Regions from separate parts of the Homo sapiens genome. Here region 1 is linked to region 2. Evidence: chromatin loops called from intact Hi-C (ENCODE). Cell type or tissue: PC-9. All regions are shown on one strand. Links, peaks and the distances in the headings refer to the core of each region. The heading gives the core; the rest is flanking DNA.

Region 1 (12,012 bases), core at 4,013-12,012, 87 kb after region 2:
GAGGAAACTTGAGGACATTATGCTAAGTGAAAAATAAGCCAGCTGCAAAAGAGAAAATACTGTATGATTACATTCATATGAGGCACCTAGAATAGTCAAATTCATAGAGACAGAAAGTAAAATGTGGTTTCCAGGGGCTCAGTGGAGAGGCAAATGGAGAGTTATTGCTTAAAGTATAGAGTTTTGATTTGGGAAGATGAAAAAATTCTGGAGATGGATGGTGGTGATGGTAATAGAGCAATGTGAATATACTCAATACTACTGAACTGTACACTTGAAAATAGTTAAGATGGTAAACTTTATGTTATGTCTATTTTACCAGTTTTTAAAAAAGTACACAGAAAGCAATGAGAATGAATCAAGTATAGCTACACACAATATGACATGGATAACTCTTACAATGTTGAGCAAAAGAAGCCAGATACAAAATGGTGCATACTGTGTGATTCTATTGATATAATTCACATGTTAGAAGTCAGGATGGTGGTTACTTCTGGGGGAGGCAGAGATAAAAAAGTAGCATAAACTTCTAGGGTTCTGGTAATATTTCTGTTTCTTGACCAAGTAGTGTTCACGTGTAAAAGTTAATTGCACAGTATATTTATAATTCGTGCAGTTTTCTGTATGTATCTTAAGCTTCAGGTTTTTTTCTTTTCTTTTTTTTTTAAATGGGACAGAGACAAAGTGAAGGGGAATCACCAGGACAGTTAAGGGACTTTAAACATTTGTAGGAAGAAAAGTCGAACAATTTCAGGGTGGTCGAAGTAGTTTGTAGTCTTCAAATATCTGAAGGAGTGGCATGTGGAAGAGGAAGCAAACTTTGCTCACCATACCCAGAGGGGTGATGAGCCAGAGTTAGAGGAAGACAGAATTTAGCTCATTAAAAATGATGCTTCAATTATAGGGTAAGAATTGGATCTCTTAGGAAAATCACACAGCTTCAACTTTGGGACTAAAGGTAATTGGGTATGAATCCTGGCTCTGCCACTTACTTGGATGAATTATGTCACTCAATCGAGTTTCACTTTCTACATCTGTAAAATGCGACTGGTACTAACCACTTGCTGGGTTACTTTCAGGACTAGTGATAATGTATAGCACATACTTTGCCTAGGCCCTGGCCCATAGGAAGTGCTGAAGAAGTAGTAGAAGTTATTTTCAGAAGAAAATGACATAGAAGATGGATTACACCTCAGTGAGGTGTTATGTATTAAAGCATTGGTTCCTTTCAACCCCAAGAATCTATGTAACTTGCCCAAGGTCACACAGCTAATAAAGCCTTCGGTTCCTGATTGGTCCACTCCACTGGGCTGCCTTAGGTGAGAGGATTTCTAGCATCAAGCCGTTGCCCATCAGGGCTAATCAGATAATCATGTCTGTAACAGACCATGAGGGTTAGGATCTTATTCCTTTAAATTCTGACTGTACTCTACAATAGTTCAAAGGGGGAAATCTGGGATGCTGGTTCAAGTGGTAGCCGTGAACAGACAGGTTACGGCTTCAAAGCACCAGGTATTGGGGGTGTGTGTGTGTGTGTGTGTGTGTGTGTGTGTGTGTGGTGTGGTGAGAGAAATTGTTTTAAAAAAAATTTTTTTTTAATGGATTAAGGAAAAAATGTGAAGATAAGTTTAGCCAACTTCACCATTTTTCAGGGTCCAGCTCTTACTGACTGAATAAATAAATCATGAGGCAGAAACAAGAGATACTGCTTTGAAAACCAGTTTCTTCGGCCGGTCATGGTGGCTCATGCCTATAATCCCAGCACTTTGGGAGGCTGAGGCGGGTGGATTGCCTGAGGTCAGGAGTTCGAAACCAGCCTGGCCAGCATGGTGAAACCCTGTCTCTACTAAAAATACAAAAATTAGCCAGGCATGGTGGCAGGTGCCTGTAATCCCAGCTAATCGGGAAGCTGAGGCAGGAGAATCACTTGAACCTGGGAGGCGGAATTGCAGTGAGCTGAGATTGTGCCATTGCACTCCAGCCTGGGCAACAGAGCGAGACTTCATCTCAAAAAAAAAAAAAAAAAAAAAAAAAGAACAGTTTATTCATTTGTAGGCAAAAGCAATGGACTCAATCCACAAAGGTGAGAAAAACCTGAGTTAACACTTTGGCCTAAATTTTCCCAAAGCCTCTTTCTTAGCCTGACTCCAGGCTGCTTAACCCTTATATTTCCAAAGGAAATGACTTGCTGGGGCGGGGCGTCTCAATTTCTACTCTAGGCTTTCTTCCCAACCTCTGTTAAATATTTCTGCCTTGGATTTATTTATGCCCTGGACACAAGAGGAGTCTCTATGACAAGAGACTTGAGGAAACAAACACCTAAAACAGTGTCTCTTTGTCTTGGGCATTATACACTTAAGTCACACTGACCCTTTAAACTTCTACAGCTGCTCAAATGTTATGTCTTGGCCCATATAACTTTTATACTGGATGAAAAATAAATGATATGAATTTAGCTCACTATAGCTTTGGTCTTCGCCAAAGGAAAGAAATACCAGCAGCTTCTTTTTGCAAGTAGCAATTTATTTTAGTGCTTTCCTCTTCAGACTAAAGCCCTTGGTAGAAACCAAAATTACAGCCAAAGCCCACACAGAAACCTCAGATTTTAGTCATATGTCTTGCAAGGATGTTACATCATTTCTTAGTTTACCAAATGGAGACATTTCCTGAAACACAGAGACTCACTGTGAGCTTTGGCCTAAAAGATTTTGGGACTGTGTAGCCCACAATGATCTTAAACTAAATCTTATTTAGGTATCTCATTGACAGACATTTTTTCTTTCACCTTGATCAGTGTGCCTGTCCTTTACGCAGGTGTAATACAAAGCAGTTACTTGTCTTATTTCTGAGATCTCAACATCAGAGTCCTACAGGAAATGATGGCGTATTTAAAATGAATAATTTTTAGAATTCAAAGAAAGAGCCTAAAAAAATAAAGAAAAAAGAAAAAGAAAATGAGTAATTTGAGGAGAGTATAATAAAAAGGACTATTTACAAAGGTAAAAGAGTTCTGGGGAAGCAGCAAGGAATTGGGCAGTATTCTAGGGTTAGTTACTGCGAGCAAATGAGAGGGAGTAATCCCTTCCAACAGCAAGCAGTTTTCAAGCTTTAGTATGCATCAGAATTACCTGGAGGACTTATTACAACACAGATTACTCAGCCTCACCCTGGAGTTTCTGCTTCAGTAGGTCTGGGGTAGGACTAAAATATTTGCATTTTGCATAAATTCCCTGATGATGGCAATGCTACTGGTCTGGAGAGAAAACTGTGTGGAGAAGGCAATTTGGGGCCAGAGGTGTAGCTCACGCCTGTAGTTCCAGCACTGTGGGAGGCTGAGGCAGGAGGATTGTTTGAGTTTAGGAGTTCAAGACCATCCTGGGCAACATAGCAAGACCTTGTCTCTACTTAAGGAAGTTGGGCATGGTGGTACATGCCTGTAGTCCCAGCTACTCGGGAGGCTGAGAGTGGGAGGATTGCTTGAACTCACAAGGTCAAGGCTGCAGTGAGCTACGATTGTGCCACTGCACTACAGCCTGGGTGATTGCCAAAAAAAAAAAAAAAAAAAGGCAGTTTGGCAATTTGACACAAGCTGTGCCCTCCACAGAGAGATGCAGCCAACATGGGAGATCCAGCAGGGACGTACCAAGAGAATCTAATCATCAAAATCTACCCCTATCCAATTCCTTCTGTTGCTCCTTTTTAAACTCAACCAGCAGCCGAAAGGCAAGGGAACCCAGTGATGCAATTCAGACAATTCAGCCTTTAGGATATGGATCAGAGTAGAAAGTAGAGTTGGGTGAGCAAATGGGAAATATCCAGCACTTCTATCACAAAATATCAAGTACCTTCTCCTCACTACTTTTTTCATGCTATTTTATATTTTTATTTTGCTTTCCAGTATATACATGAACATTCATATACATGATATAAATGTAATTTCACAGTAACCCTATAGGGTAGGCAGGAAGATATTTATGCTTACTTAGAAATAAGAAAACTGAGGCTCAAAATGGTAAAGGCTACACATCTGAAAACAGCTTGGATTTTATCACAGGTTTTCTGGGTCCCAATGTGGGGGGCTCTTGCCACCACTTCACACTGCAGACATGAGGGAATCTGGTAGTGATGCTGGTTCCCCCACTCGAGGCTTCTAGGAATCTCTTTCTCCTTCACTGCCCCACCTGCATTCCCCTTGAGCTGCATTCTCTTCTGGAAAAGGTGACTCTCTTCTTTGACTGAGGAGCTCAACCCTTGCTCAAGGGCATACAATGAATTTAGTCTTCTACTAGAGTCATTTATTTGCATTTTTCACTGATTTTCAACCTTTTCAGTGGCAGGGCTACTTAGTCTTGATTTGGGGGCCTTGGAGAGACAAATAAATAACAGCTGTTACCCATCTGAATTCCTTTTGAGAAACAGACACAAAAATCAGACAGACGGAAATAAAAGCATCAGCTTTAATGAGGGTGAGGACAGAGTAGACAAGCTGCCGGTCAGGTCTCACAATCAGACTTCCTAATACAGTCATGCACTGCATAAGGACTCTTTTTTTTTTTTTTTTTTTTTTTTTGAGACGGAGTTTCACTCTTGTTGCCCAGGCTGGAGTGCAATGGCACGATCTCGGCTCACCGCAACCTCCACCTCCCAGGTTCAAGCGATTCTCCTGCCTCAGCATCCCTAGTAGCTGGGATTATAGGCATGTGCCACCACGCCCGGATAATTTTGTATTTTTAGTACAGATGGGGTTTCTCCATGTTGGTCAGGCTGGTCTCAAACTCTTGACCTCAGGTGATCTGCCAGCCTTGGCCTCCCAAAGTGCTGGGATTACAGGCATGAGCCACTGCCCCCGGCCAAGGACTCTTTAATTAATGATGAACACATATATGACAGTGGTCCCTTAAGATTATAATACTGTATTTTTACTGTACCTTTCCTATGTTTAGATATGTTTATATACACAGACACTATTGTGTTACAATTCCCTAGAGTATTCAGTACAGTAACATGTTGTATAGGTTTGTAGCCTAAGAGCAATAAGATATATCACATAGCCCAGGTGTGTAGTAAGCATCTAGATTTATTTTATTTTTATTTTATTTTATTTTATTTTTTTTGAGATAGAGTCTCACTCTGTCGACCAGGCTGGAGTGCAGTGGCACAATCTCGGCTCACTGCAACCTCAGCCTCCCGGGTTCACGCCATTCTCCTGCCTCAGCCTCCCGAGTAGCTGGGACTAAAGGCGCCCACCACCACATCCGGCTGATTTTTGTATTTTTAGTAGAGACGGGGTTTCACCGTGCTAGCCAGGATGGTCTCGATCTCCTGACCTCGTGATCTGCCCGCCTCGGCCTCCCAAAGTGTTGGGATTACAGGCGTGAGCCACTGCGCCTGGCCAGCAGCTAGATTTATTTAAGTGTGCTCTATGATGTTTGCACAACAAAGAATCACCCGGTTCCAGGTACCGGTCCCTGGCCTGTTAGGAACCAGGTCACACAGCAGGAGGTGATGGCAATGGCGGTGAGCAGGAGGCGGGCATTACTGCCTGGGCTCCACCTCCTGTCAGATCAGTAGCAGCATTAGATTGTTATAACAGTGCAAACCCTATTGTGAACTGCACATGTGAAGGATCTAGGTTGCATGCTCTTTATGAGAATCTAATACCTGATGATCTGTGGTGGAAGTTTCATCCCAAAACCATACCTCACCCTTCCAGTCTGTGGAAAAATTGTCTTCCACAAAACTGGTCCTCCCCTGGTGCCAAAGGGGTTGGGAATCACTGACCTAATTACATATTTCTCATAACGTATCCCTGTCTTTAAGTGATACATGACTGTACTTGACTCCTGAACTTTTTGGGGAGGCAGGAGTGTATGTGTGTGGGGAGGTGCACATGCTTCAGCGGTGGGGTTGGTGGGAGGATGCACCTGTCTAGTGGGCAGGCTAGTCCAAGAAGGTTGCAAAAAGGGCTGAGCATGCTCAGTTCCTTCCTCAGTGGTTCAGTCAGATGAGTCACTCCTTCCTTGGGGAGAACTGAGAGGGGAAATAGCAGGAAGCTAAATGCTGTCTTCACAATTCTTCTGAAGTGGAAGTTTCTATTTTATGGACCTGGGAGAGGGAGAAAATGGCTTCCCCAACAACACTGCTCTTAGCAGTACAGATGGTCCCCAACTTAAAATTTTTCGACTCTACCAGGTGCAAAGTGATATGCATTCAGTAGAAACCATACCTTGAGCACCCATACAACCATTTTGTTTTACTTTCAGTACAGTATTCAATAAATTGCATGAGATATTCAACGCCTTAATATAAAATAACTCTAGGCTAACATAAGTGATCTGAGACTTTTAAGGTAGGCTAGTCTATGATGTTCAGTAGGCTAGGTGTATTAAATACATTTTCCGCTTATGATATTTTCAACTTATGATGAGTTTTTTGGGATGTAACCCTACTGTAAATCAAGGAGCATCATCTGTATGTAACACCTTGCTCTTAGCAGTATAGAAGGACTACTGATGCAATTAATTCTGTCATATGATCTACGTAGTTTTTGAAGTTTTGATTCTCGTTAGTATATTAGTACAGGGCTGGGCGCGGTGGAGTATAGCCTCAGGCTTCAACAGTACTATCACTTCTTTGGAATGTTATTTAGTTTCTTTTTAACTTGATTCATTTTTGATCCCTTGGTCAGTTCCCATAATGCTCTGGATCAGGGCCTGCTTGAATATTAAATTCCCATTGTTTCCTTCTGGGAAGGTCTCTGCTTATCCAATCTGGAGCCTATCTTTCTTCCTTGTCCTGGATCTGGTAGACTATTGAGAAAAGTCCTTACAAAGATTTCCTGGGAACTGGATTTTTAAAATGAGTGCATGTGGGAAAATACTCTCCAAGTGCAAAGGGGACTCTGTTTTTACCTCTACTTATATTTCCAGCTCCTCGGGGAAAATAAAAGTATTACAGGTCAAATCTCTTTACAAGTAGCTCAACTTGACTGTCTAAATATGTGGTATGGAGTAGAGTTTTATTTCATGGATTACTGCTTGCACTAGGTTAGACATAAACTGGGCTGTGGAGAACTTTTGGTTAAATAGAGATTTTCATTGCAAAGGTATTTGTTGTAGAGGAATTTACCCAGTAAACAGATATCTTCCAGCTAATGTTTTTACCAGGCTGATTCAGACCGGGTAGCAGGAGCGGGAAAACACTGTGGACACAGTCTGCTGGCTAGCGGTCAAGGCAGAGGCAAGTCTGGCACAGGCAAAAGTCTGTGTGAAATGTGGACCTGAGTCATGAAAGGAGGGGAAGAAACTAGTATGTGTCATTCTGAAAAAGCTCTTCTTAGGGCTCTTTGGGCTGTAACCACTGCCTCTCTCCATAGAGAGTCACAGGGCCTCACTTGGCTCTTCCTGCTGCATTTTCAGACTTAAAAGGAAGCCACCGGCCGGGCGTGGTGGCTCATGCCTGTAATCCCAGCACTTTGGGAGGCCGAAGCGGGCGGATCACGAGGTCAGGAGATCGAGACCATCCTGGCCAACACAGTGAAACCGCATCTCTACTAAAAATACAAAAATTAGCCGGGCATGGTGGCGCATGCTTGTAATCCCAGCTACTTGGGAGGTGGAGGCAGGAGAATCCCTTGAACCAGGGAGTTGGAGGTTGCAGTGAGCCGAGATTGCGCCACAGCACTCTAGCCTGGCGACAGAGTGAGACTCCGTCTCAAAAAAAAAAAAAAAAAAAGGAATCCACCTTCAGGCAAATTCCCTCCGCCTCTCAAGAAAGATAATAAAACAAAATGGAGAGTCCTCGTCTCTAAAAAACCTGGGTCAGGTTTTGAATGAACGCAGTACCGTGACCCAGCATTAGGGGCTAGGAACGTCCACAGTCACGACTGAGGCTTGCTGCTCTGGCGCCCCCTTGGGCATGAGAGTGGAACTGTATACAAAGTTGCCTAAATCCCCACTGCTGCAGTCCCCAGAACACCACCCAGTGTCTCTTTTTCTAGGCCTTTCTCAGCCTGGAGAGTTTCCTAACTTTTTGCCATTCCCAAGGTTTTTCTCTGACCACCACCAAACCCTTCTCAATCTACTAATTTTTCTAAACAAATTATTTTATCTTTCTAATTCTGCATGCATCTCTAGTCACTAAGCCCCAGAAAGATCCTGTAGCAAGCTGTCAATCAATAATAAATTAGCATTTCTGAAATTCATGAGACTTTTTCTTAGTTTTATTGAAATATATTTTATGTACCATAAGACTTCACCCATTATAAGTGTACAGTGAATAATTTTTAGTAAATTGATAGCTTTGTGCAACCACTGTCACAATCCAGTTTTAGAACATTTCTAACACCCAGAAAATTACTTGTGAGAATGTGCAGTCAAAAAAAAAAGAAACAAAACAAACAAACAAAAAGAGAATTTGCAGTCAATCCTCACTTGTTACCTTCAGTTTCAGACAACTACTGATCTGCTTTCTGTCTCTAAAAATTTTCCTTTCCTGGTCATTTCATATAAATGAAATCATACACTATACAGTTTTTTGTGACTGGCTTCTTTCACTTAGCATAATGTTTTCAAAGTTCACCCATGTTGTAGCATGTGTCAGTACTTCATTCCTTTTTATGGCTGAATAATAGTCCATTGTATATAGATAAACTACATTTTGTTTATTCATTCATCAGTTGATGAACATTTGGGTTGTCTCCAGTTTTTGGCTATTATGAATGATGTTGCTATGAACATTTCTATACAAGTGTTTGCATGAATATATGTTTTCATTTCTCTTGGGTAGATACTTAGTAGAATCGCTGAGTTGTATGGCAAATCTATTTAGCTTTTTAAGAAACTGCCAAACAATTTCACAATGTGGCTGTTCTATTTTATATTCTCATCAGCAATATGTGAAGGTTTTCCCATAACTCCTCCATCACTAGGTATTGTCTGACTTTTTGGTTATAGCTTAGTGGGTGTGTTAATGCTATCTTATTGTGGTTTTGACTTGCACTTCCCTCATGACTAATGATGTTGCGCATTTTATCAAGTGATTATTAGCCATTTACATATCCTCTTTGGTGAAATGTCTATTCAAATGTTTACTTCATTTTAAAATTAGATTATTAGTCTTCTTATTACTAAGTTATGAGTTCTTTGTATATTTTGGATATAAGCCCTTTATCACATACATCAGTTATAAATATTTTCTTTCAGTCTACATCTTTTCAATTTATTATGGATGTCTTTTAAACCCAAAAGTTTTAATTTTGATAAAATCCAATTTGTCAGCTATTTTTGTGAACTGTGCTTTTGATGTCATATTTAAGAACTCTGCCTAGCCCAAGGTCATAAAGATTTTCTCCTGTGTTTTCTTTTTTAATATGAAACTCTATTTTTCTTTTTTTTTTTTTGAGACAGAGTCTCGCTCTGTCGCGCCCAGGCTGGAGTGCAGTGGCACGATCTCAGCTCTCTGCAAGCTCTGCCTCCCAGGGTCACACCATTCTCCTGCCTCAGCCTCCTGAGTAGCTGGGACTACAGGCGCCCGCCACCACACCTGGCTAATTTTTTGTATTTTTAGTAGAGACGGGGTTTCACCATGTTAGCCAGGATGGTCTTGATCTCCTGACCTCATGATCTGCCCACCTTGGCCTCCCAAAGTGCTGGGATTACAGGCGTGACCACTGCGCCTGGCCTCTCCTGTGTTTTCTTTTAGAACTTTTGTAGTTTTACTTCTCACATGTAGGTCTGAGATCCATTTTGAGTTCCATTTTGTATATAATGTGAAGTAAGAGCCTAGGTTCACTTTTTTGCATATGGATATTCAATTGTCCCAATACTATTTGTTGAAAAGATGGTCCTTTCTCCATTGAAATGTCTTGGCTACTTCATCAAAAATCAATGGACCATAATTTCTGAACTCTCAGTTTTATACATGTCTATCTTTACACCAATACTACATTGTCTTGATTACTATCTGTTTATAGTAAGTTTTGAAACTGGGTATTGTAAGTCTTCCAGCTTTGTTCTTCTTTTTCAAAATGTTCCTGGATATTACATATAAAATTTAGGACCAGCTGATTCATTTTTCATTTTTGCCAAAAAGCCTGCTGCAGTTTTTTGCTTGTTTGTTTTAGAGATATGGTCTCACTCTGTCATCCAGGCTGGAGTGCTGTGGCATGATCATAACTCACAGTAACCCTGAACTCCTGGCTTCAAGTGATCCTCCGCCTTAGCCTCCAGAGTAGCTAGGAGTACAAGCACGCACCACCGTGCCCAGCTAGTTGTTTTATTTTTATTTTTGTAGAGATAGGGGTCTCTCACTGTGTTGTCCAGGTTGGTCTCAAACTCCCAGCTTTAAATTATCCTCCTACCTTGGCCCGATAAAAGGCTAGGATTATAGGTGTGGACCACTGCATCTAGCCAACTGCTACAGCTTTGATAGAGATTGCGTAGAATCTAAGAACATTTTGGGGAGAATTATAATCTTAGCAATACTGAGTCTTTTCGATCCATGAACATGCAGTGTCTATCCATTCACTTACATCTTTCATCTAACAAAAAAAGCAAAAAAAAAAAAAAAAAAAAAAAACCAACACAACAGAATTGCTGGGCGCGGTGGGACATGCCTGGAATCCCAGCACTTTGGGAGGCTAAGGTGGGTGGATCACTTGAGGTCAGGAGTTCGAGACCAGTCTGGCCAACATGATAAAACTCTGTCTCTACTGAAAATACAAAAATTAGCTGGGTGTGGTGGTATGCGCCTGTAATCCCAGCTGGGGAGGCTGGGGCAGGAGAATCGCCTGAACCGGGGAGGCAGAAGTTGCAATGAGCCAAGATCACGCCACTGCACTCCAGCCTGGGTGACAGAGTGAGACTGTGTCTCAAAAAAACCCCCCAAAAACCCTAAAAACCAAAACAGAACTGAAGGGAAAAAGAGTGATTCAAGAATACCTGGAGATTTCAATACACGCTTTCAAAAATGGTTAGAAACCAGAGAGAAGATTAATAGGAAATTGAGGACTTGTACAATCTATAAACCAATTATACTTAACAGACATATGCACACTCTGCCCAACAGCAGCAGAGTACACATTCTTCTCAAGTATATGTGGAACATTCTACAGGACAGACTGTATGTTAGGCCACAACACAAACACTAACACATTTAAAAAGACTGAAATACAAAATATATTTTCTGACCACAATGGAATGAAACTAGAAATCAATAACAGAAGGAAAACTGGAAAACTCACAAATATGTAGAAATTAAACCACACACTTTTAAACAACAACAATAGGTCAAAGAAGGAATACAAGGGAAACTGGAAAATACCTTAAGATTTATGAAAATACAAACACAGCATACCAAAACATATGAGATGCAGCAAAACAGTGCTGAGAGAAATTAATAGCTGTAAACACATTCATTAAAAAAGTGGAATAGGCCAGATGCGGTGGCTCAAGCCTGTAATCTCAGCACTTTGGGAGGTCAAGGTGGGCGATCACTTGAGGTCAGGAGTTTGAGACCAGCCTGGCCAACATGGTGAAACCCCCCTGTCTACTAAAAATACAAAAGTAAGCCAGGATTGGTGGCGCATACCTGTAACCCCAGCTACTCGAGTGGCTGAGGCACAAGAATCACTTGAACCTGGTAAGTGGAGAGGTTGCAGTAAGTTGAGATCATGCTACTGCACTCCAGCCTGGGCAATGAAAGGAACCTCTGTCTCCAAAAAAAAAAAAAAAAAAAACAAAAAACACGCCGGGCGCAGTGGCTCACGCCTGTAATCCTATGTAATCCTAGCACTTTGGGAGGCCGAGGCGAGTGTATCATGAGGTCAGGAGTTTGAGACCAGCCTGGCCAAGATGGCAAAACCCCGTCTCTACTAAAAAATACAAAAACTAGCCAGGTGTGGTAGTGGGCACCTGTAATCCCAGCTACTCGGGAGGCTGAGGCAGAAGAATCGCTTGAACCTGGGAGGCGGAGGTTGCAGTGAGCCAAGATCACATCACTGCACTCTAGATT
Region 2 (16,301 bases), core at 3,240-11,239:
TAACTTATTTATGATGCTCTACGATTCAAACACATTTATCATAATTAAAACAAATTCATTAAAATACGAAATGCCAATGGGAAGACAAAATACCTCTATAACCTCTGAAGTGTACTATCTCAGAACTCATCTGTAGGGCACCGCAGAGGTCACTCTAGGCTGGAGAGGAAGGTCAGGAGGATACCTTGCTCCAGACCCACCCACACCAGGTAGTAAAAGATAGGCGTGGGCCCAGCTGAAAGTAAATGCTCTGGCAATTCAGCACAGCAAAGGGGCCTCAGTAGACTTCAAGGGAAATGGGCATAGTTGAAACAAATGATTGGTCTGCCAACTAGGGCACCAGGGCACAGTAAGATTCCCCAGCAAGAGTGGGAGGCAGGGTATGAAGAGGACAGACAAAACTCAGGACTCCAAATGTACAGAAAGCTGGCTTTAGGATGTTTACCATGGTTCATTAGTATAGAATGTGCTTCTGGAATAGGACTCAGCAAAAGGAAAGCAAAGCAAGGTCTTACTCCTAGGAGCTCCTGGTGTATGAAGCTAAAATCCCCCAAATCAAGACTAAGTTGTGCAAGCAAAAATGGAACTCAGGCTCAGGAAGCAGTGCCCGTTACCAGAACAGGCTACCTCATGAGCATAAAAAGCTGCAACTCCTGGACAGGCACAGTGGCTCATGCCTGTAATCCCAGCACTTTGGGAGGCCGAGGCAGGCAGATCTCTTGACATCAGGAGTTCAAGGCCAGCCTGGCCAACATGGTGAAACCCCGTGTCTATCAAAAAAACAAAAATTAGCTGGGTATGGTGGTGCGTGCCTGTAATCCTAGCTACTGGGGAGCCTGAGGCAGAAGAATCACTTGAACCCTGGAGGCAGAGGGTCGCAGTGAGCCGAGATAGCGCCACTGCACTCCAGCCTGGGCGACAGAGCGAGACTCTGAGACTCCGTCTGAGAAAAAAAAAAAAGCTACAACTCAGCTCTTCCATGAAAGGCACTGACCAAATTTCAGGTTAGATAAAGCAGGGAGGAAGCGTTAGACAACACAGGAGTCAAGTGGTCAACGCTAATGAAAGGACCTGCTCCTTCCTTCCAAACCCTTATACATTGCGGGTGATGACTGGCGTATACCAAGCTGTTTAAGTGCTTTTTATTCCAGCCCTGGATGGATCAAGGAATGGGGGAATATAATGCTCTGAATGTAACTGGGGCTTTTTTGTTTTGTTTTTGTTTTTTTTTTAGCTGGAGCCTGGCTCTTTCACCCAGGCTGGAGTGAAGTAGTGCAATCTCTCAGCTCACTGCAACTTTCGCCTCCGGGGTTCAAGCGATTCTCCTGCCTCAGCCTCCTGAGTAGCTGGGATTACAGGTGTGTGCCACCATGCCCAGCTAATTTTTTGGTATTTTTAGTAAAGACAGGGTTTTACCATGTTGGCCAGGCTGGTCTTGAACACCTGACCTCATGTGATCCATCTGCCTCGGCCTCTCAAAGTGCTGGGACTACAGATATGGGCCACAGTGCCCAGTCAAATGTAATTGTTAATTTCATTTGTTCATACAAAATCTCAATGGTTAAACAATAACTATTTTCTATTCGTGTCATGGTCCAATATATAAATAAACTGGTTGGGGGTGAAGTGGATGGAGGCTTACTCCACACAGTCATTCATGGACCCAAAAGCCAAGTATCTTTTATCTGGTAGCTGCAGTGTCTTCTTGGGCCTTGGAATCCTCCGCTCGTTTTTCTGCATCTGGTTGAAGAAATGAAGAGTGAGGGAGAATCTCAAGTTCAGTGTTTTATGGGATAGGCCCAGAGACAGATACATCATTTTGCTTACTTTCCATTGGTGAGACTTAGTCACAAGGCCCATACTAGTTGCAAGACAACTGGTAAATATTTTGCAAAAGTATGTTAAGGAAGAGAACACAAATTTAGATAGAAGAGATAGCCATTCTTCCATGACAGGAAAAGAAAGGAGAGATAGCAACAGTAGGAATGAAACGGGTGGATAGCACTATGTTAAAATGGTTTCCCTTTTAAAAAGTTAATTTACATTTTATTTTATTTTATTTTATTTTATTTTTGAGACAGAGTCTCGCTCTGTCCCCCAGGCTGGAGTGCAGTGGCACGATCTCAGCTCACTGCAACCTCTGCCTCCTGGGTTCAAGTGATTCTCCTGCCTCAGCCTCCTGAGTAGCTGGGTTTATAGGCACGTGCCACCATGCCCGGCTAATTTTTGTAGTCTTAGTAGAGACGGGGTTTCACCATGTTGGCCAGGTGGTCTCGAACTCCTGACCTCAAGTGATCTGCCTGCTTCAGCCTCCCAAAGTGCTGGGATTACAGGCGTGAGCCACTGTGCCCGGCCTACTTTTTATTTTTAAAATGTATATTTTTTTAAGAGACAGGGTCTCCCTATATTGCCCAGGCTGGTCTCAAACTCCTGGGCTCAAGTGATCCTCCCACCTCAGCTTCCCAATGTGCTGGGATTACAGGCGTGAGCCACCACGCCTGGCCAAAAAGTCAATTTACTTATGGGGAGAAGCAAGCTATAATCATGTAATAATTCATTGATTTATTCACTACTTTATTCAGTCAATAAAAAGTTCATTGAGGACTGACTGTACTGGGCCCATAAAGATGAACCTGTTTAACAAATTATAATATTGTGATTTACAATAAAATATGTACATTTGGTTCTCTGTATCTGTTCTGCATGTCAATGAAGAAAAAGAGGCATAAGACCAGACTGCAAAGCAGTAAGACAAGGCCTTTACTGGGGTCTTAGGAGTTGTAATTCAGGAGACATACATTTGGCTGGAAGCCAAATTGTGCTCCAATAAGAGGGAGGAGAGAGGAGATTTATAAGGAAGTTAAGGGTGATTATGGAAGTTGTTTTGAAAGAATTATCATTGGTGAAGGCAGCTGGCTTAGTACGTGAGTCTATAATTCATTGGTTGTTGCTGATCAGGAGTTGCAGTAGTGGTGAAATTCAGCTGTTTTCCAGGATGTTGTGGTGATTGCAGTTTGGCCCAGTTCAAAGGTAAAGGCAAGTTCCTGGGTTTTCAAAAATCCAGGTTGTAGGTCCTTTGTAGAATGGCCTCCTGACTCCATCTTAGAGCTCTGAGCCAGAGGTACCATATTGTATGCCATATTTCATAGTGGATTGAACTAACCACACATTGAAAATATTTGGGAAAAAAAGGATAGTTACATCTGTATTGAACATGTATAGACATTTTCCTTGTCATTATTCCCTAAACAATACAATATAACAACAATTTACAAATCATTTAATTGTATTAGGTATTATAAGTAATCTGGAGATGATTTAAAGTATACAAGAGGATATGCCTAGGTTATATGCAAATACTATGTCATTTTATAAAAGGGACTTGAGCATCCAGGGATTTTGGTATCTGAGGGAGGGCCTGGAACCAATCCCCCAAAGATAGCAATGAACGACTGTATGTATTTGATCTTCTTCCCTGTTTCTTGGCATACAGCCCTTAAAACCCTTGAATCTCCTGAGTGGTAAGAGTGTCTTTTGTATGCTAATGATATGACTGATGGCTGGGGGCCTCTAGATAGCTTCAGGATTGGGGCTGATCACTGGAAAGACTGAGCCATGATTGGCGCTTCCAAAACTGCCATAGAGGGGAGAGGGTTGAGTTGATCGCCAATGGCCAATGGTGTAATCAATCATGCCTACATAATGAAGCCTCCTATAAAAACCCAAAAGGACTGGGTTCAGAGAACTTCCAGATAGTTGAAAACATGGGGCCGGGCGCGGTGGCTCATGCCTGTAATCCTAGCACTTTGGGAAGCTGAGGCGGGTGGATCACGAGGTCCGGAGTTCAAGTCCAGCCTGGACAATATGGTGAAACCCCATCTCTACTAAAAATACAAAAATTAGCCGGGCATGGTGGTGGGTGCCTGTAATCCTAGCTACTCAGGAGGCTGAGGCAGGGAACTGCTTGAACCTGGGAGGCGGAGGTTGCAGTGAGCTGAGGTGGTGCCACTGCACTCCAGCCTGGGCGACAGAGAAAGACTCTGTCTCAAAAAAAAAAGAAAACAGAGGTTCTTGGAGGGTGCTGCTCCCTGAGGGGGCATGGAAGCTCTGCACCCATCCCATATGCTATGAGCTATGCATTTCTTCCGTCTGGCTGTTCATCTGTATACTTTGTAATAAATGGGTAAATGTAACTAACTTGTTTCTCTGAGTTCTGTGAGCTGTTCTAGCGAATTAATCAAAGCCAATGAGAGATTCATGGGAATCCCTGATTTATAGCTGGTCAGTCAGAAATACAGGTGACAACTTACTGTTCGTCACTGGCATCTGAAGTAGGGGGCATCCTTGTGTGACTTAGCCTTGAATCCGTGCGATCTGACACTATTTCTAGGTAAATAGTGTCAGGATTTAATTGAATTGGAGGACACCTGGCTAGTGTCTACTGCAGAATTACTTGTGGGGTTTTTTCCCCACACAGACCTGGTGTCAGAAGTATTGTGTTAAGTATTGTGAGTGTGGGAAAAACACTTTTGTATTTTTACCTTTTGTTTTGCTTTTTTGTAGAGACAGAGTCTCCCTATGTTGCCCAGGTTGGTCTCAAACTCCTGGCCTCAAGCAATCCTCCTGCGTTGGCCTCCCAAAGTGCTGGGATTACAAGCATGAGCCACAATACCTGGCCTTTTTTCCTCTTTTTTTTTTTTTTTTTGTGAGATGGAGTTTCGCTCTTGTTGCCCAGGCTGGAGTGCAGTGGTGTGATCTCGGCTCACTGCAACCTCCACCTTCTGGTTTCAACCGATTCTCCTGCCTCAGCCTCCCAAGTAGCTAGAATTACAGCGTCTGCTACCACACCTAGCTAATTTTTGCATTTTTAGTAGAGGCAGGCTTTTACCATGTTGGCCAGGCTGGTCTCAAACTCCTGACCTCAGGTGATCCACCTGCCTTGGCCTCCCAAAGTGCTGGGATTACAGGTGTGAGCTACCACATTTTATGTAATTTCACTGAAAGTTTTTCTTATATGACTGTGTGATAAATCAGTTTTAAAATGAAAAGAAAAATCATTTTTAAATTTTCATGTTTATAAATCTCTTAATAGGCTATCTTTTTCATGTAACCAGTTGGAAAAAATACAAGCAGTAACAGGATTATAATTCCTTAATAATATGGCAACGTAGTATATTTTGATGAAACATTCCATATTCCAAGACTATGTGTATAACTTTTAGTGTCAGAAGGGTGAAGAGATTAGGAAGAGGATAGAAGGATTAATAAATGGATTATTTGCCATTAAAATCTTCTCTTACTCATCTTGTGATTAAGTCTTCAGGAGTTTTTAGTGTGGTCTTCATTACAAACTTGTATAAAAGTTTGCTTTTTAATTTTATTTTAACAATTACGAGACAACAAAACAGTTCTTTGCTGCTTACCATTGATCAGTCACTGTGCTTAGAGCTCTATATTCTCATTTAATCCATATAAAAAATCCTTTAGGTGCCATTATATTCCTGTTTTACAGGTAAGGAAAATGAATCTTTGAAAGTTAAGCCACATATGGTCGCTTATGCCTGTAATCACAGCACTTTGGGAGGCCAAGGCAGGTGGATCATGAGGTCAGGAGTTCAAGACCAGCCTGGCCAACATGGCGAAACCCCATCTCTACTAAAAATACAACAATTAGCTGGGCATCGTTGTGGGCCTGTAGTCCCAGGTACTTGGGAGGCTGAGGCAGAAGAATTGCTTGAACCCGGGAGGCAGACTTTGCAGTGAGCCGAGATCATGCCACCCCACTCCAGCCTGGGTGAGAGAGCAAGACTCCGTCTCAGGAAAAAATAATAATAATAATAATCATCTGGCCAAGACATTGAGTTGGGATTTGAACCCAGGCTGATGGATTTCAGAGTTCATAGCTTTTTCCAGGTTTACTTATAGAAAAGATGAGTGCAAACAATAAGATAATTGATAAGACTTTGAATGAAAAGAATTTTTTGGCCGGGTGTGGTGCCTCATGCCTGTAATCCCAGCACTTTAGGAGGCTGAGATGGGTGGATCACCTGAGCTCAGGAGTTCAAGACCAGCAACCAGCCTGGCCGCCACAGAGAAACCCTGTCTCTACTAAAAAATACTTTATTTTTTCCTTTTTTTGAGATGGAGTTTCGCTCTTGTTGCGCAGGCTGGAGTGCAATGGCACGATCTCGGCTCACCACAACCTCCGCCTCCCAGGTTCAAGCGATTCTCCTGCCTCAGCCTCCCAAGTAGCTGGGATTACAGGCATGCACCACCATGCCCGGCTAATTTTCTATTTTTAGTAGAGATGCGGTTTCTCCATGTTGGTCAGGCTGGTCTCAAACTCCTGACCTCAGGTGATCCACCTGCCTTAGCTTCTCAAAGTGCTGGGATTACAGGCGTGAGCCATCATGCCCGGCCAAGAATTTTTTATCCTTTGGCATATATTTCAATCTGGGCCATCAAGCACAATTTTCAAAGAAACCCTCTTTATTTTTCCAATCCTGTCGTGCAAGAAATATTCTTGCTGCATAGCCCTGGGGATGCCTTTTTTAATTCCCTGAACTACTGCAAGGGTAGTTTGGCTGGGCCTATTAACAAGTCATAACATGAAATCAGCTGTGACAGGCCTTTCTGCCTCCTGTCTTCAACTTTCCAAGTGTCAGAAAGGTGGCTTAACCTGTACTTCCAGTTTATACTGCCACCAAGTAGAGAAAAAAAAAAAAATGTACCAAGAATACACTGTGCCAATTGCTTAAAGATGAAACAATTTTATTTTCTTTTTAATAACATAATTATCCCATTAGGCCAAATATTTACAATGTGAAGTTCAATTCAGTAGTGGTGAATAGGATTTTTTTACTTGAAAGATTGAGTTGTATAATTCCAAATGACCCAGCCACACAACTAATGAATTCATGGTGAACATTCAGACTAAACATGATCAAATGTAACCTTTGGTTAGAAATACATATTTCCAATATGATATCCAGCGAGTTTCTGAATATTTGAATTGTTTTGTTCATTTGCAACGAAAATAGATTTATAGTTTGTGTCTGTGTGTGTGTTTTTTTACTCTGGTTATTTCTCATTGAAACCTAAAAATCCACAGGGGCAGGAAAGGATAGATTGACAGGGTACCCAGAAAACAAGGACTGTTTGCAGGTTGACTCTAACCCAGAGGCATTGACAACAGAGTGTGGAGAAAGTTCAAATGCCAGATCTTGATTCCCAACATTGATTATGGGAACAAGAAGAAGACAAAGCACATGCTGCTCGGTGGCTTCTGGGTTTCTGGTCTACAGTGTCAAGGAGCTGTAAGTGCTGCTGCAGTGCAATAAATCTTACTGTGTTGGGATCGCTCACAATGTCTAAGAACTGAAAAGTCATAGAGGAAAGAGAAGCCCGGCTGGCCATGAGTCACCAATCCCAAGGCCAAGTTGCACAGCAAAGAAAATTAATAGACAGCTGTCAAAAGCTGTTAAGACAGCAGGCCTCAAATAGAGTCATTCATGCTGAAGTTCAGCAAACTGAAACCTAAGTTGTATACCTGTAAGATATGATCTTCTGAGAAATCAGAAGACAAATTATAGCCAAATCCCATTAAGCCAACAAGATTTTGCCTATGTCCCTATAAGGAAGATAACCTCGAAATGACAAATCTGCTATTTGTTTCTTGTTTCTGTTTTTCTCCACTTTTTTTTGTCTGTTAAACTCACCCACTCTCTTTAGCTCATCAGAGCTCCTTTCTATTTTGTAGACTGGATGCTGCCTGGTTTATGAATTGCCAATAAAAGCCAATCAGATCTTTGAAACTTGGCCAGGGATGGTGGCGCAAACCTGTAATCCCTGCACTTTGGGAGGCCAAGTTGAGCAGATCACCTGAGGTTAGGAGTTTGAGACCAGCTTGACCAACATGGTGAAACCCCAACTCTACTAAAAATACAAAAATCAGCCAGGCAAGGTAGCAGGTGCCTGTGATCCCAGCTACTCCAGAGGCTGAGGCAGGAGAATGGCTTGAACCTGGGAGGCAGAGGTTGCAGTGAGCAAAGATCACCACTACACTCCAGCCTGGGCGACAGAGTGAGAATCTGTCTCAAAAAACAAAAAATGAAAAACAAAAGCAAAACAAAACAAAAAAGATCTTTGAAACTCAATTTGTTGAAATTTTGTTCTTTCTCACACCTCATGTGTAAGTTTTAGTTGTGTTAAATAAAACCATAAAAACTCTGGGGAAAAAAAAAGATTCAGATTCCCGAAGCTCAGAGTTCCTTGTACAGGTGTTAACTGGCCCTATTTACATTATCTTGTGGGGAGTGGGACTCGGGGAGCTGGCTCAAAAAATTCAGACACTGTAGATACTGCTATTGCTGTGGGTAATAAACTATTTTTATCTTTGATCCAGGAGTCTCATGTCTTCTATCAACATCCATGAAACTATGACAGGCTAACATGTTAACTTGTAAGTAGGGTACAATCTCAGATCCCTTACAGTTCTTGACATAAGCTGTCTCTGGAGGGAGAGACTACTTATTTCACTGAATAATATTACACGCCAGGCAGGATGATGAGTACTGAGAATACAGCTTACTTAGCTTGGTACTACTAGTAGAATTGCACTGTAGTGAAACTACTAAGCTAGTTAAACTCAGAAGGTGGTCAAACTCAGACTAATAAAATCCTAGCTGCAATTGTGATCACAGTTCAACAACAGGATGGAGATCATATGGTTTTTAGTCTTCAGAGAATGAATGCATTCTCTGCAGATGGCAGGGAGCTGAGAAACACAAAGAGGTTCATAGGGACTTATAGAATTCTCTCCCTTTTTTTTTTTTTTAGATGGAGTTTCACTCTTGTTGCCCAGGCTGGAGTGCAGTGGTGTGATCTCAGCTCACCGCAACCTCTGCCTCCCGGGTTCAAGTGATTCTCCTGCCTCAGCCTCCTGAGTAGCTGAGATTACAGGCATGAGCCACCATGCCCGGCAAGTTTTGTATTTTTAGTAGAGACGGGGTTTCTCCATGTTGGTCAGGCTGGTCTCGAACTCTGGACCCCAGGTGATCCGCCCACCTTGGCCTCCCAAAGTGCTGGGATTACAGGCATGAGCCACCCACCGCACCCAGCCAGAAGTCTCTAAAACAGTACTCCTCAGCCTTTAGAATGTCAAGAAAGAAGATGCCTTTTAGATGGACTCACTCTTTCTATAACTTTCCTCTGAATAAACTGTCCTAAAGAGTGACAGTAGGAGTATCACTTTCTGGCCCACAGATCAAAGGGCATGTCTACTGTGCAGACACCTGGCGATGAGCTATTTGTAAGTGGGATTTCTAATTTAGGTTTGCATCTAGGATGGGAGAGAGGCAGGTACTACATTAAATGTGGGCACAACCAGTAAACAGAACTGCACCATGAAGGATTGGAAAGTCATAAATAGAGAAAGTCTAGAGCCCCAAAGCTGTGGGTGAAACAGAAGTGGTTTCAGATACAGGACCCAAGAAACTGAGTTTTTAATAGATAGGGGCTCCATCAGAAAGTAGGATGTCATTTCCTTATGATGATAGTAAGCAAGAGAACCTGGCAGGCAAGACCTAGCCAGTAGTCTGGGCCTAGCAGACAGTCCACAGGTGCTAAAATAATTTAGTAAATAAACAGAGTATTCTAGATTCATCTGACAAGTTAGATACAAATAAGTATCATATAGTGTTCAGCACAAAGAAAACGTGCCTGGCAGTGGTGAGCACCTGTAGCCCCAGCTACTTAGGAGGCTGAGGTGGGAGGATCACTTGAACCCAGGAGTTTGGGTCCAGCCTGGGCAACATAGTGAGACCCTGTCTCTAAAATAAAATAAAATAATAAAATAAAATAAAGTACCTGACACTGACACCTAATATGTGGTAGCACAAAACCAGGAGCTTGGCCGGGAGCAGTGGCTCATGCCTGTAATCCCAGTACTTTGGGAGGCTGGGGTGGGTGGATCACCTCAGGTCAGGAGTTTGAGACCAGCCTGGCCAACATGGCAAAATACTGTCTCTACTAAAAATACAAAAATTAGCAGGGTGTGGTGGCGGGTGCCTGTAATCCCAGCTACTCGGGAGGCTGAGGCAGGAAAATCGCTTGAGGCTGGGAGGTGGAGGTTGCGGTGAGCCGAGATCACACCACTGCATTCCAGCCTGGGCGACAGAGTGAGACTCTGTCTCAAAAAAACAAAAAAACAAACAACAACAAAAAACAGGAGCTTACACATGTGGCAGGCAAGAGTTTGGTCCCTCACACTGGGAGCAAGAATTCATTAATCCAATAAAAGTATATTGGGGCCAGGCACGGTAGCTCGTACCTGTAATCCCAGCACTTTGGGAGGCCGAGGCAGGCAGATCACTTGAGGTCAGGAGTTCGAGACCAGCCTGGCCAACATGGTGAAACTCCGTTTCTACTAAAAATAAAAAAATTAGTTGAGTGTGGTGGCGCATACCTATAATCCCAGCTACTTGGGAGGTTGAGGCAGGAGAATTGCTTCAACCCCAGGAGGTGGAAGTTGCAGTGAGCCAAAATCATGCCACTGCACTCTAGCCTGGGCAACAGAGCGAGACTCTGCTTCAAAAAAAAAAAAAAAAAAAGTATATTGGGGCCAGACGTGGTAGCTCATGCCTGTAATCCCAGAACTTTAGGAGGCTGAGGCAGGAGGATCGCTTGAGGCCAGGAGTTCAACACCAAACTGGGCAACATGCTGAGACCCTGTCTCTAAAAAAACGGAAAGAAAGAAAGAAAAAAAGTATATTGGTACTGTTCTAAGTGCTATGGAGGGAGAAAGCAGTGAACAGGACAGACAAAAGTCTTTGCCCATTTTTATTCTAAATGAAGTTAAATCTGGCTCTGTACCACATTGGTCAAGGGAGATGGGAAATCTGGGTTTTGTCATGTTTACTTTGAGGAGGGGGGCATTTCCTAGGGTATCTTCACCTTCCCAGGGTCCTACACATTCCAGAATATTCAGAGGTGAGCCCTCTGGTCTTCAGACCACACTGGCTACCACTGCTGGGTGTTGATCCTAGTCCTGTGGTTTCTTGGCTGGCCCACTTCTAATATTTTCAGGGTCTAGGATGAGAATACAAATGGAAGTTTATATTAAATATTTGAAAGTTATAAATCAGGCCAGGTGCGGTGGCTCACACCTGTAATCCCAGCACTTTGGGAGGCCGAGGAGGGCGGATCACGAGGTCAGGAGATCGAGACCATCCTGGCTAAAGTGGTGAAACCCCGTCTCTACTAAAAATACAAAAAATTAGCCAGGCGTGGTGGCAGGCGCCTGTAGTCCCAGCTACTGGGGAGGCTGAGGCAGGAGAATGGCGTGAACCCGGGAGGCGGAGCTTGCAGTGAGCCGCGATTGCGCCACTGCACTCCAGCGTGGGCGACAGAGCAAAACTCCGCCTCAAAAAAAAAAAAAAAAAAGAAAGTTATAAATCAAGCTGACAACCTCTTAAATAGGTTCTGTCATTCTGTCTTGACAAATATATTTTCATAACAAGCTGGAAGTCCTTGTTCAAATTTAGAATTTGAGGACTTCTTGGGCTTCTGCATCTGAATGTGCAGGTGTAAGAAAAGCTGGCCCTAGGCCCTAGCTTTGGCCTCTGATGATATTGTGATTAATAATAAGAAATATATATTGGGTCTTCTTCCTTTTCCTACACAGAGCTTCATTTCCTGGGTGATTGCAGTGTTTTGTTCTAATGAGGCATCTCTCAGTGGCCCCTAGATAGCTTAAGGATGGGGGCTGGTTGCAGAGGAACCATCCAGGTGATTACAGGGTTGGAACATTCAGCCCCATCCCCTGACCTCCAGGCAGGAGAGAAGGCTAAACATTGAGTTGATACCAATGGCCAGTGATTTATTCAGTCATGCCTATATAATGAGGCCTCTATAAAGACTCAGGAGAACAGTATTCAGAGAGCTTCCAGGCTGGGGAATGTGTGGACATGCTGGGAGGGCAGTATACCCAGAGAGGGTATGGAAGCTGCATGCCCCTCACCACATACTTTGCCCTATGCATCTCTTTTGTTTGGCTGTTCCTGAGTTGTATCTTTTATGATAGATGGGTAAATGTAAGTAAAGTGTTTCCCTGAGTTCTGTGAGCCATTCTAGCAAATGATTGAGCCTAAGGAGGAGGTCATAAGAACCTCTGGTTTATAGACAGTCTGCCAGAAGCACAGGTGGCAACCTGGACTTGTGATTGGTAGTTGATGTGGGGGCAGTCTTGTGGGACTGAGCCCTTAATCTTTGGAATCTGTACTGACTCCCACTAGATAGTGTCAGAAGTGAGTTTAATTCCCAGTTGGTGTCCATAGAGAATTGGAGAGTGGCTTAGTATGGGAACAAAACCCCACACATCTGGTGACAGACATGATGTATTGAGAGTGGTGTGAGGATAGAAAAAAATAGTTTGTTTTTCCTGTATATTTGGCGTTTTTTCCTTCTTACACTTCCCCTCTTTCACTTCCCATCCCAGCTCTGTTCAGGACAATAAAGGAACTTGCATGCATGTGTGTGTAGACCAGCTTACACATCCAAGCTCTGTTCACCAATCCCCATTCCTGCCAAAAAGTCACCTTTTAACTGTCCTTCATGTGAAGGCGTGTACACAGAGGCATGGCTGCCTTCAGGAATGTAAATCCTGGAAAGAGACTGGCTCAGGACCTGGAAATAGTTCAGGCCATTTGGGCTGGGAATTCTGGGGTCCCATTTAGATGAAGCACGGTCTACAAGGGTGAGGTGTGGGCTCCAGGTGGACATGCCCCTTGTGGACCTCTTCTCCCATAAAGAGGGGCACAATCCCATGGAGGGCCAGAGTAGGGCTCTCTAAAGTGTGGGACCCAGGACAAGAGCTCATCTCTCCTAGGTGTACAGGTGGTTCTGTCCTTGTGGATAGGTGATTCCTCTACTTGTTTTTTTTTTTTTTTTTTTGAGACGAAGTCTCACCCTGTTGCCCAGATTGGAGCGCAGTGTTGCAATCTTGGCTCACTGCAACCTCTGCCTCCTGGGTCCAAGCGATTCTCTTGCCTCAGCCTCCCAAGTAGCTGGGATTACAGGTGTGCACCACCATGCCTGGCTAATTTTTTGTGTCTTTAGTAGAGACAGGGTTTCACCATGTTGGCCAGGCTGGTCTCGATCTCCTGACCTCGTGATCTGCCCTCCTCAGCCTCCCAAAGTGCTGGGATTACAGGCTTGAGCCACCATGCCTGGCGATTCCTCTACTTTTGAGCACAGGTTGAGCCAGAGGTGTATACTAAAATTGGAAGACTTGAAGTCTAGTGACCAACCCTTCTTGCCCCCTGCAGTGCGGCACACTGCCAAGTCAGCTATCACGATCAGAGGCCTTGGACCCAAGTACTGTGTGGGAGCACACATGTCCCTGATTTTCTTGAAACCTATAAGCACTTTCTCCTAAACTTGGGGAGATAGTCCCCAAATAACTTTATTTCCAGTATTGGTCTACTTCTTCTCCCAACCCTTGGTGCCTCCTGCCACCTCCAATAATCCAGCAATATCACCTCCAAGACTAGATAGAAGGTTGTATTCTAAGTGTCAGGCAACTTTTAATTTTGGCCCTGCGACATTAGGGCTATTAACCATTCCCTGAAGCAGAGGGCTACTTTCTTCAGATGAGTGAGGCAAAAATACCTACAGCAGCCTGAGCAAAACACAGATTAACATCTCAGTTCCCCCCCAACAGATACATATTATCTCATTCATTTCTTTTTTTCATTTTCTTTTTATTTTTGAGATGAAGTCTCACTCTGTCGTCTAGGCTGGAGTGCAATGGCACGATCTCGGCTCACTGCAATCTTTGCCTCCTGCGTTCAAGTGATTCTCCTGCCTCAGTCTCCCAAGTAGCTGGGATTACAGGCATGCACCACTACACCTGGCTAATTTTTTTTTTTGAGACAAAGTTTTGCTCTTGTTGCCCAGGCTGGAGCACAATGGTGCGATCTCGGCTCACTGCAACCTCTGCCTCCTGAGTTCAAGCAATTCTCCCGCCTCAGCCTCCTGAGTAGCTGGGATTACAGGTGCCTGCCACCACCCCTGGCTAATTTTTGTATTTATTTTAGCAGAGATGGAGTTTCACCATGTTGGCCAGGTTGGTCTTGAACTCCTGATCTCAGATGATCCACCTGCCTCGGCCTCCCAAAGTGCTGGGATTACAGGCATGAGCCACCATGCCTGGCCTAATTTTTGTTTTTTGTTTTTGTTTGTTTTTTGAGATGGAGTCTCACTCTGTTGCCCAGGCTGGAGTGCGATGGCATGATCTTGGCTCACTGCAACCTCCGCTTCCTGGGTTCAAGCGATTCTCCTGCCTCAGCCTCCAGAGTAGCTGGGACTACAGGTATACGCCACCACGCCCAGCTAATTTTTTTGTACTTTTAGTAGAGACAGGGTTTCATCATATTGGCCAGGCTGGTCTCAAATTCCTGATCTCAAGTGATCCGCCCGCCTTGGCCTCCCAAAGTGCTGGGATTACAGGCGTGAGCCACCGCGCTTGGCCCATTCATTTATTCATAACGGTTTTGTTAAGGAAATTAAACTGAAGCTCAGGAAGATCAAACAACTTGCTTAAGGCCATAAAATAAGGAGAAGAACTAGAATTCATTTCCAGAGCTGTCTTACTTCAAGGCTTGTGCTCTTTTCACCATCCACCAGCATCTACCACATCTAAGAGTTTTAAAGACATTTTATTTTTGTTTTATTTATTTATTTATTTAAGATGAAGTCTTGCTCTGTCGTCCAGGCTGGAGTGCAGTGGCGCAATCTCGGCTCACCACAACCTCTGCCTTCCAGGTTCAAGCGATTCTGCTCTCTCAGCCTCCTGAGTAGCTGGGATTACAGTCACAAGCCACTGCACCCGGCTTATTTTTTGTATTTATAGTAGAGACAGGGTTTCACCATGTCGGCCAGGCTGGTCTTGAACTCTCAACCTCAGGTAATCCACCCACCTCGGCTCCCAAAGTGCTAGGATTACTGGCGTGAGCCACAACGCCCAGCCAATAAATTTTAAAAATCAAATTTGTGAAATTGCTGGCCAAAGGGTGTTATGTAAGTATTCCATTCATTAGAATAGATCCTGAGATTTGTTTTTGAGAATCCAAAGTATTACAAGGGATATAGTAAGAGGGGAATTGGAGCCATTAGGGGATGCATTTCTATAAAGTGATCATGCAGCATTTTATTGAAATGTGGACTGTATGCTGGACAGCACTAAGGGATTAGCGAACTCATTTTGCATTATTTAATTCCAAAAAGCCACTAAGATGCTCATCAGAAAAGCACTGTCAAAAGTGGAAATAGATAAATGTCATCTGTAAATAAATTAGAATTGATTGTGAAATATTTGGTCAGGGCCGGGTGCAGTGGCTCACACCTGTAATCCCAGCACTTTGGGAGGTTGAGGCAGGCAGATCACAAGGTCAGGAGTTCAAGACCAGCCTGACCAACATGGTGAAACCCCGTCTCTACTAAAAATACAAAAATTAGCCAGGCGTGGCAGCGTGTGCCTGTAATCCCAGCTACTTTGGGAGGCTGAGGCAGGAGAATTGCTTGAATCCGGGAGGTGGAGGTTGCAGTGAGCCAAGATTGCACCACTGCACTCCAGCCTGGGTGACAGAGTAAGACTGTCTCAAAAAAAAAAAAAAAGAAAAGAAAAGAAAAAGAAATATTTAAATATTTGGTCAGTTCTTATTGTTTGTTGTCCTTCCTTTTCTTCCTTCCTTCCTTCCTTCCTTCCTTCCTTCCTTCCTTCCTTCCTTCCTCCCTCCCTCCCTCCCTCCCTTCCTCTCTCTCTCTTTCGAGACAGGATCTCACTCTGTCACACAGGCTGGAGTGCAGTGGTGCAATCTCGGCTCACTGCAGCCTCCACCTCCTGGGTTCAAGCAATTCTTGTGCGTCAGGCTCCCGAGTGACTGGGATTACAGGTGTGCGCTGCCACATGCGGCTAATTTTTGTATTTTTAGTACAGACGGAGTTTCACCATGTTGGCCAGGCTGGTCTCAAACTGCTGACCTCAAGTGATCTGCCTGCCTCGGCCTCCCAAAGTGCTGTTTCTTTATTCCTATCATCCTGCTCAGGGCAGAATGTGTCCTTCTAAAATGTAGGGCAGAAAGACTCCTGAGGTCTGGTTTTGTTGATGGTTTATATTGCTTGTTGTGAGTTCCAAAGATACACATCCTGAGGGAATAACAAAGACTTATTAAACTGTAACATTTAAAATCATGGAACACAAAGCTTTTTTTTTTCATTACTTTTATGCTACAACCCAGACA

What was found. Hi-C counts contacts between places; a loop is a spot of excess contacts. Peaks named below come from ENCODE experiments on the same cell type or tissue, not always from the same donor. Only the 100,000 strongest peaks of a DNase experiment are listed, where the experiment ranks them.
Region 1: it touches region 2 in a loop (8-fold over the local background); 3 of 110 quality-filtered maps call a loop at or near these places.

What each region holds. Positions count from the first base shown.
Region 1 is chr15:50,878,143-50,890,154 of GRCh38, forward strand. No RefSeq gene overlaps it. Among named protein-coding and RNA genes, the nearest start is that of AP4E1, 25 kb to the right of the region's middle. RefSeq lists enhancers at 894-1,063, 6,125-6,244 and a silencer at 4,027-4,196. In PC-9, for the core only: CTCF peaks have their summits at 7,894 and 8,097; DNase peaks (open chromatin) are centred at 7,269 and 7,859; H3K27ac peaks cover 2,085 bases.
Region 2 is chr15:50,791,495-50,807,795 of GRCh38, forward strand. It overlaps the pseudogene RPL32P30. Among named protein-coding and RNA genes, the nearest start is that of SPPL2A, 34 kb to the left of the region's middle. In PC-9, for the core only: no CTCF peak of the experiment used is centred there; DNase peaks (open chromatin) are centred at 6,657 and 7,427.